Linked DNA regions of Homo sapiens: region 1 is linked to region 2. The links are chromatin loops, found by intact Hi-C in ENCODE. Cell type or tissue: gastrocnemius medialis. All regions are shown on one strand. Each heading gives the region's core, and the rest is flanking DNA. Links, peaks and the distances in the headings are about the cores only. Region 1 overlaps FYN (FYN proto-oncogene, Src family tyrosine kinase). Region 2 overlaps TRAF3IP2 (TRAF3 interacting protein 2).

Region 1 (2,846 bases), core at 1-2,500, 58 kb before region 2:
TTTTTGTCTGCTTTATTCATATATTGTTGTCAGTTTAATTGAAGTATAATCTACACACAATAAAATTCAACAATTTTAAGGATGCAGTTTATTGAGTTTTGACAAACATAAACAGTCACACCACCCCATACATAATATAGAACAGGGGTTGGCAGGTCTGGCTCCCAACCTGTGTTTGTTTTGTACGTTTTTAAAGGGTTGTTAAAAAGAAGAAGACAGGGATCATATGTGACCCGCAAAGCCAAAAATATTTACTGTCTGGCCTTTTACAGGAAAAGTTTGTTGACCCGTTGACCCTGACAGAACATTCCCATCCCACTTGGAGTTCCCTCTGGCCCCTTGGCAGGGATTCCTCCCCTCCCCCAGGCAGCCACTGATCTGCTTTCTATAGATGTAGTTGCGCCTTTTCTAGAATTTCGCATGAATGAAATCATACCGTATGTTGCCTGTTGTGTCTGGCTTCCTTCACTTATCATGTTTTGAGAGTCATTCTGAATTTTTCATGTCTCAGTTCTGCACTCCTTCTTTACTCCTGAGTAGCATGGCAGGGTTTGACTCCTGGGGGGATGGGAGTACTCCGCATGTTTTAGCCACATGCAGACGCAAAGAAGAAGAAAGGGGATCTGCAAGTGCGGCGGTCAGGGCCTGGATCCCCGGGGTGCCCACTCTCACTGCGCTTGTCTTTGCAGGCATGAACAACCGGGAGGTGCTGGAGCAGGTGGAGCGAGGCTACAGGATGCCCTGCCCGCAGGACTGCCCCATCTCTCTGCATGAGCTCATGATCCACTGCTGGAAAAAGGACCCTGAAGAACGCCCCACTTTTGAGTACTTGCAGAGCTTCCTGGAAGACTACTTTACCGCGACAGAGCCCCAGTACCAACCTGGTGAAAACCTGTAAGGCCCGGGTCTGCGGAGAGAGGCCTTGTCCCAGAGGCTGCCCCACCCCTCCCCATTAGCTTTCAATTCCGTAGCCAGCTGCTCCCCAGCAGCGGAACCGCCCAGGATCAGATTGCATGTGACTCTGAAGCTGACGAACTTCCATGGCCCTCATTAATGACACTTGTCCCCAAATCCGAACCTCCTCTGTGAAGCATTCGAGACAGAACCTTGTTATTTCTCAGACTTTGGAAAATGCATTGTATCGATGTTATGTAAAAGGCCAAACCTCTGTTCAGTGTAAATAGTTACTCCAGTGCCAACAATCCTAGTGCTTTCCTTTTTTAAAAATGCAAATCCTATGTGATTTTAACTCTGTCTTCACCTGATTCAACTAAAAAAAAAAAAGTATTATTTTCCAAAAGTGGCCTCTTTGTCTAAAACAATAAAATTTTTTTTCATGTTTTAACAAAAACCAATCAGGACAGGTGTTTGTTTTTGTTTTCTTTTTTATAAATATGAATATATATAATATATATGTCCCTGTACATATACAATGTGGGTGCTAATGTGGAGACTGTGGCCGGCCTGAGCCACCAAGCTGCGGGACCCAGAGGGAGGATTTTACTGCAAGTCAGCATCAAAGCACCGGTGTTATTCTGAAAACACCAGTGGCCTCATTTTTGGCTTTTGCAAAGCATGAATTTTTTCATTTGGATTGCACTTTCCTGGTTCATGACTGTACCTGTAGGTGGTTGTTACTTTGACTCTTTTCAGGAACCACCCCCCAAGCTGAATTTACAAGTTCTGTTAGCACTATTTGCTTCAACTTACTGCGATTTGTTCTCAAAACTTAAAAATAAGCAAGCAAATGGCTGATACTACCAAGAGAACTGGAAGATGGATACCACACAAACTTCTTGTATAAAAATATGAATGCTGAAATGTTTCAGACATTTTTAATTTAATAAACCTGTAACCACATTTAAGTGATCTAAAACCCATAGCATTGTAGTCATGGCAACCCGCTAAACTTTCTCATGCAACTAAAATTTCTGGGGGAAATGAGGGTGGGGGTTGTACATTTCCCATTGTAAAATAAGTGTTTTAAATGTCCTGTACTGCTAACGAATGACTTTCTATATGTCCAGGAGTTCTCCAGTGGAATAACTATGCACTACTTTACATTTCATGGGGATGCACAAAAACAAAAAAGTATTACATTTTTAGTTGCTGTTTGTACCAACCTTAAATTACATATGTTTAACAACAACAAATCAAAAATCCTATTTCTATTGAGTTTTTAATACTGACTAGCAACTCTGAAGTCTTAATTCCTTTTTTGTTATGATTTATTTGTGAGTTTACATTTTTAAATTGTTTAACTTTCTTAATTTAGTAATTAAAAAGAGAGCATTTTACATTTGAATTTTTTTTTTGTTTATTTGTTTAAATCATGGAAGGTACTCGTAGTTCTGTGGCACATCTGTCCCACACCAGATGGTATGGAATCACCTGGTGAATTTAGCCTTTGTGCGATGACTTGCAAATGACAGAAACATTCAGAACATCTGGAGAGTTCTTTTCCCTCTAGAAAGGGTAGGCTCTTGACCAGCTATTTCAGAGGATCATTAAAGCAAAAGTAGGCATACCTTACCATCTGAATTTATCAGACATTTTTTCTAACCGGAATTTACTGTGTCCTGCTTGTAGGAGAAATAGACAATCACAAGAAGAATCTTTCTTGTCCTGGAGTCAGTATATTTATTTCCAAATGTCCCCCTACTTCTGTAATGAAGGAGCTAACGGAGCGACAACCTGGTGTGGTAGGAAGGGCAGTGGGTGGACGCAGGCTACCTGTCCACGCCTGGCTCTGTGATCATTCAGCTTCAGGACCCTGAGCCACCTCCTGGCATCTGTCATTTTCAGGGCCTGTCTGTAGAACTGAAGGGGTTACATGAGATTCACTC
Region 2 (2,915 bases), core at 223-2,722:
TGCTATTGTCCACAGAGTCAAGGCAGGCCAGAGAACTGGCAGACAAGCCCAGCTCCAGAAGCCAGAGTTACTGCTGTAGCTGGACCTGGAAACCACTCCTCAGCTGGACCAGTCACTGTGTGTGGGGCCTTTAATGGGAGGGGAAGGGAAACTATGAAACACATCCTAATACCATGTAAGGGTGATGACTGTGATTAGAGACATTATTAGATGGCGGATACACAGAATCCTTAACTTTTTCCAGACCGTGACTTAAAAAAAAATTGTCATTGTTTCTTTTTGGCAATTACTTGCCATCAATACAGTTCAAACAGGCCCTAGCTGACTGGGATGGGCTGGTGCAGGACTTTTGGTTTCTGTGGGATGTCCTGGTGTAGTCCGTGTCATGTTTTTAGGCATTTCTCTCTATTCCCCTGGGATGAAAGGACAGGAATTTCAAGATATTTCACCTGCAATGAGTTCCTGATTTTATTTTCAAACAACGATGCACCATTATCTGAAAGCAGGCTAACTGTTGTGCACTTGCCAGCCTCGCTCTAATCCTTAAAGGCCACACACCACAGTCATTCTTAATCTGCTGCTGCAGCTACCAGTCACTCCATGATGGAGCATCAAAAGATGGATAATGTAGTTACTCTGCTCTGTTCCTTGCATGGGGTGGGTTAAACAGAAGTGAGGTCTGAGTAATGTACCAACATGTCGGATAGAAAGGTTCTTAACTCAGGGTTACTCATTTTTGGAAGGTGTAGAGACAGGAAATGTTAAAGCCTGCTTCTCCTGGGATTAAGGAGTTAGTGACTTTCAAATGCTCTGAAAAGAAAAAGAAGAGGAGAAGACAGTCATATCTGCAGGCATTCTTCAACAGGCATTCAGAAAGATTATGGTGGGGTAGTTTGTCTAAATGAAATCTTTGTTTTACACGTTGTAGAATGGAAATCTCAGGAATATCCTGAATTCAAATCATTTTTCTTCTGCAGGCAATTTTAAATTAGCTTCTAAAAACATATATGAATTGCAGGCAACTGCTGCAGAAAAAAAAGAGTGAACACAGATGAGGCATATTCAACTTTAAATTCCTTTCAGATCCAATGAAATGACCCCTAATGTTTGATCACATTTCCTTATCAAAACAATCCTGCAGTCTGAAGGATTTTTCCATGAGAAAGTGTCTGAGGACTGGAATCAAGAAGCTGCCCCCCGGGCCTCTCCTGTTTCTTCCCAATGCGTTGTCACCAAGATATTTTTAGTTCATGAAACTCAGGCTGTCCTTTCTCCCACTTATGGTCTTTGCCTCCCGTGCCCAGCAGGCCTCCTAGAAGCACACATGTGCTTGGCTGTGACTACTCAGCTCACTCTGTAGCTGTGTGTGCACGCCTTGTGTGTGTGTGTGTGTGTGTGTGTGTGCACACCTTGTGTGTGCACAGACCTTCCCGGATACCAGGAGTTGTAGACTGGCTGAAGAAGGGTGGGCTTCCATCCATGGGGTGATCCTTAGGTCTGTGCTGGTTTGGCTTGGTTCCCTGATAAGGCAGCTGAACTCAAGCCCTTTAGGAGGGCCAGGACTGACCGGAGCTCCCAGCCTGTGCCCCTCTCCTCGCACCCCACAGGCCGCACCCCACAGACTGAGGCTGCCTGGGGTCTTGGCAGCTCCCTCAGCAATGAGGGATACTTGCTCTCCGCTGCCTCATTGTTTCCCTGCAGTCAGGATGCCAGTGTTTTTTCCCTTTCCCCTTCCCAGAGTCAACAGGTCTCCCTCCCCGCTCTGAACTCTCTTCCTACTCTGAGCTGTCTGTCCAAACTCTTCCTGGCCTCCCAGCTTACCCTATGACACTCTTACCTTTCACCTATATTCATTCTTTCCCTTCTCTTCCAACTGCCCCTTCTCATACCCAGCACTACATACAAATTACAAGTAAATAAGTGTCTCTCCTACACCAATAAAAGGCAAATACAAAAAAATCCTTCAGCGTTTCCCCACTTTCCTTACTTCTCTTCCGTTCTCCTTCCTTCCTTTCTCTCCCTTCCTCTTCCTCTCTTGGTTTTTCCTTTCTACCCCTTCCTCTCCTTCACTCCGTGGCTGTGGCTGAATTAGGGATCACACATGTGCTTAGAGAAACCATCTTATCTGAAGAAACAAAAAAACAAAAACCAAAACAATGACAACGACAGAAAAAAAAAAAAAACATGGGCTGGTTTGAGGTTGTTCTCTAAATGTTTATTATAACTTCTAATGTGATGGAGTCAGTGTGTTCCCATTAGTCCTTCTCCTCCTCATTTAGTAGCTCAGAGGAGTCCCAGAGCAAACTTCCTCAAATCAGGTCGGTTCATACTGCACTGCCTTCAGCCTGATGTGAGTCTTACTGTGCTGGGTTTATGTCCAAGGGCCAGTAAATATTCCCTTCCTTCCAGGGCTCACCACTGTTTCAAATCCTCTGGCAAGCCCAGTGGAAGAACTTCTCTGTATGGGAAATTCAGCAAGTAAACTTGGAAGTATTTGTTCATTGGAGTTTGAATCTGAGCCAAACAGTTCACTCAAAACCAACCTTCCACTCAGCAAACCAGTGTTATGAAAGTTTGCATGCATTTGGGCAGGAAACAAAGGACATTAATGAGTTTAAAGATTTTTTTTTAAATCCATGACTTTTGGACATTTATTAAAAAGATTACTCTCTGGGGAATGAAGTAAGGCCTTGGGAATCTTGTAATTGAAAGTTTCTGATCCGAAGTAGATCTCAGGATCCTCCCAGCTGTAAATTTATAGATTTCTTTTTAATGTCCACCTGAAATATTCATGCTGTGTGTCTCTAGGACGCTTCAAACCTATTCCTGACTCAAAGAAAGCTTAAGAAAAAATCCAAGCAGTTGTGATCACCAAGGCCTGATTATGGAGGAGCTGTTAATATGGTTTATTAATT

Evidence for each region. Peaks named below come from ENCODE experiments on the same cell type or tissue, not always from the same donor. Only the 100,000 strongest peaks of a DNase experiment are listed, where the experiment ranks them.
Region 1: a loop joins it to region 2, with 2.9 times the contacts of the local background. A loop is called at or near these places in 12 of 110 quality-filtered maps.

The regions. Positions count from the first base shown.
Region 1 is chr6:111,659,791-111,662,636 of GRCh38, reverse strand. FYN (FYN proto-oncogene, Src family tyrosine kinase) reads left to right here. Exons shown (of 14, transcript NM_002037.5): 14 at 690-2,305. The coding sequence ends at 898. Among named protein-coding and RNA genes, the nearest start is that of TRAF3IP2, 55 kb to the right of the region's middle. RefSeq lists enhancers at 1-591, 592-1,275. In gastrocnemius medialis, for the core only: no CTCF peak of the experiment used is centred there; a DNase peak (open chromatin) is centred at 986; H3K4me3 peaks cover 1,293 bases; H3K27ac peaks cover 2,500 bases.
Region 2 is chr6:111,601,574-111,604,488 of GRCh38, reverse strand. The region is part of intron 1 of TRAF3IP2 (TRAF3 interacting protein 2); the gene reads left to right. It also overlaps TRAF3IP2-AS1. Among named protein-coding and RNA genes, the nearest start is that of TRAF3IP2, 2.8 kb to the left of the region's middle. In gastrocnemius medialis, for the core only: no CTCF peak of the experiment used is centred there; DNase peaks (open chromatin) are centred at 1,298 and 2,428; H3K4me3 peaks cover 1,502 bases; H3K27ac peaks cover 2,500 bases.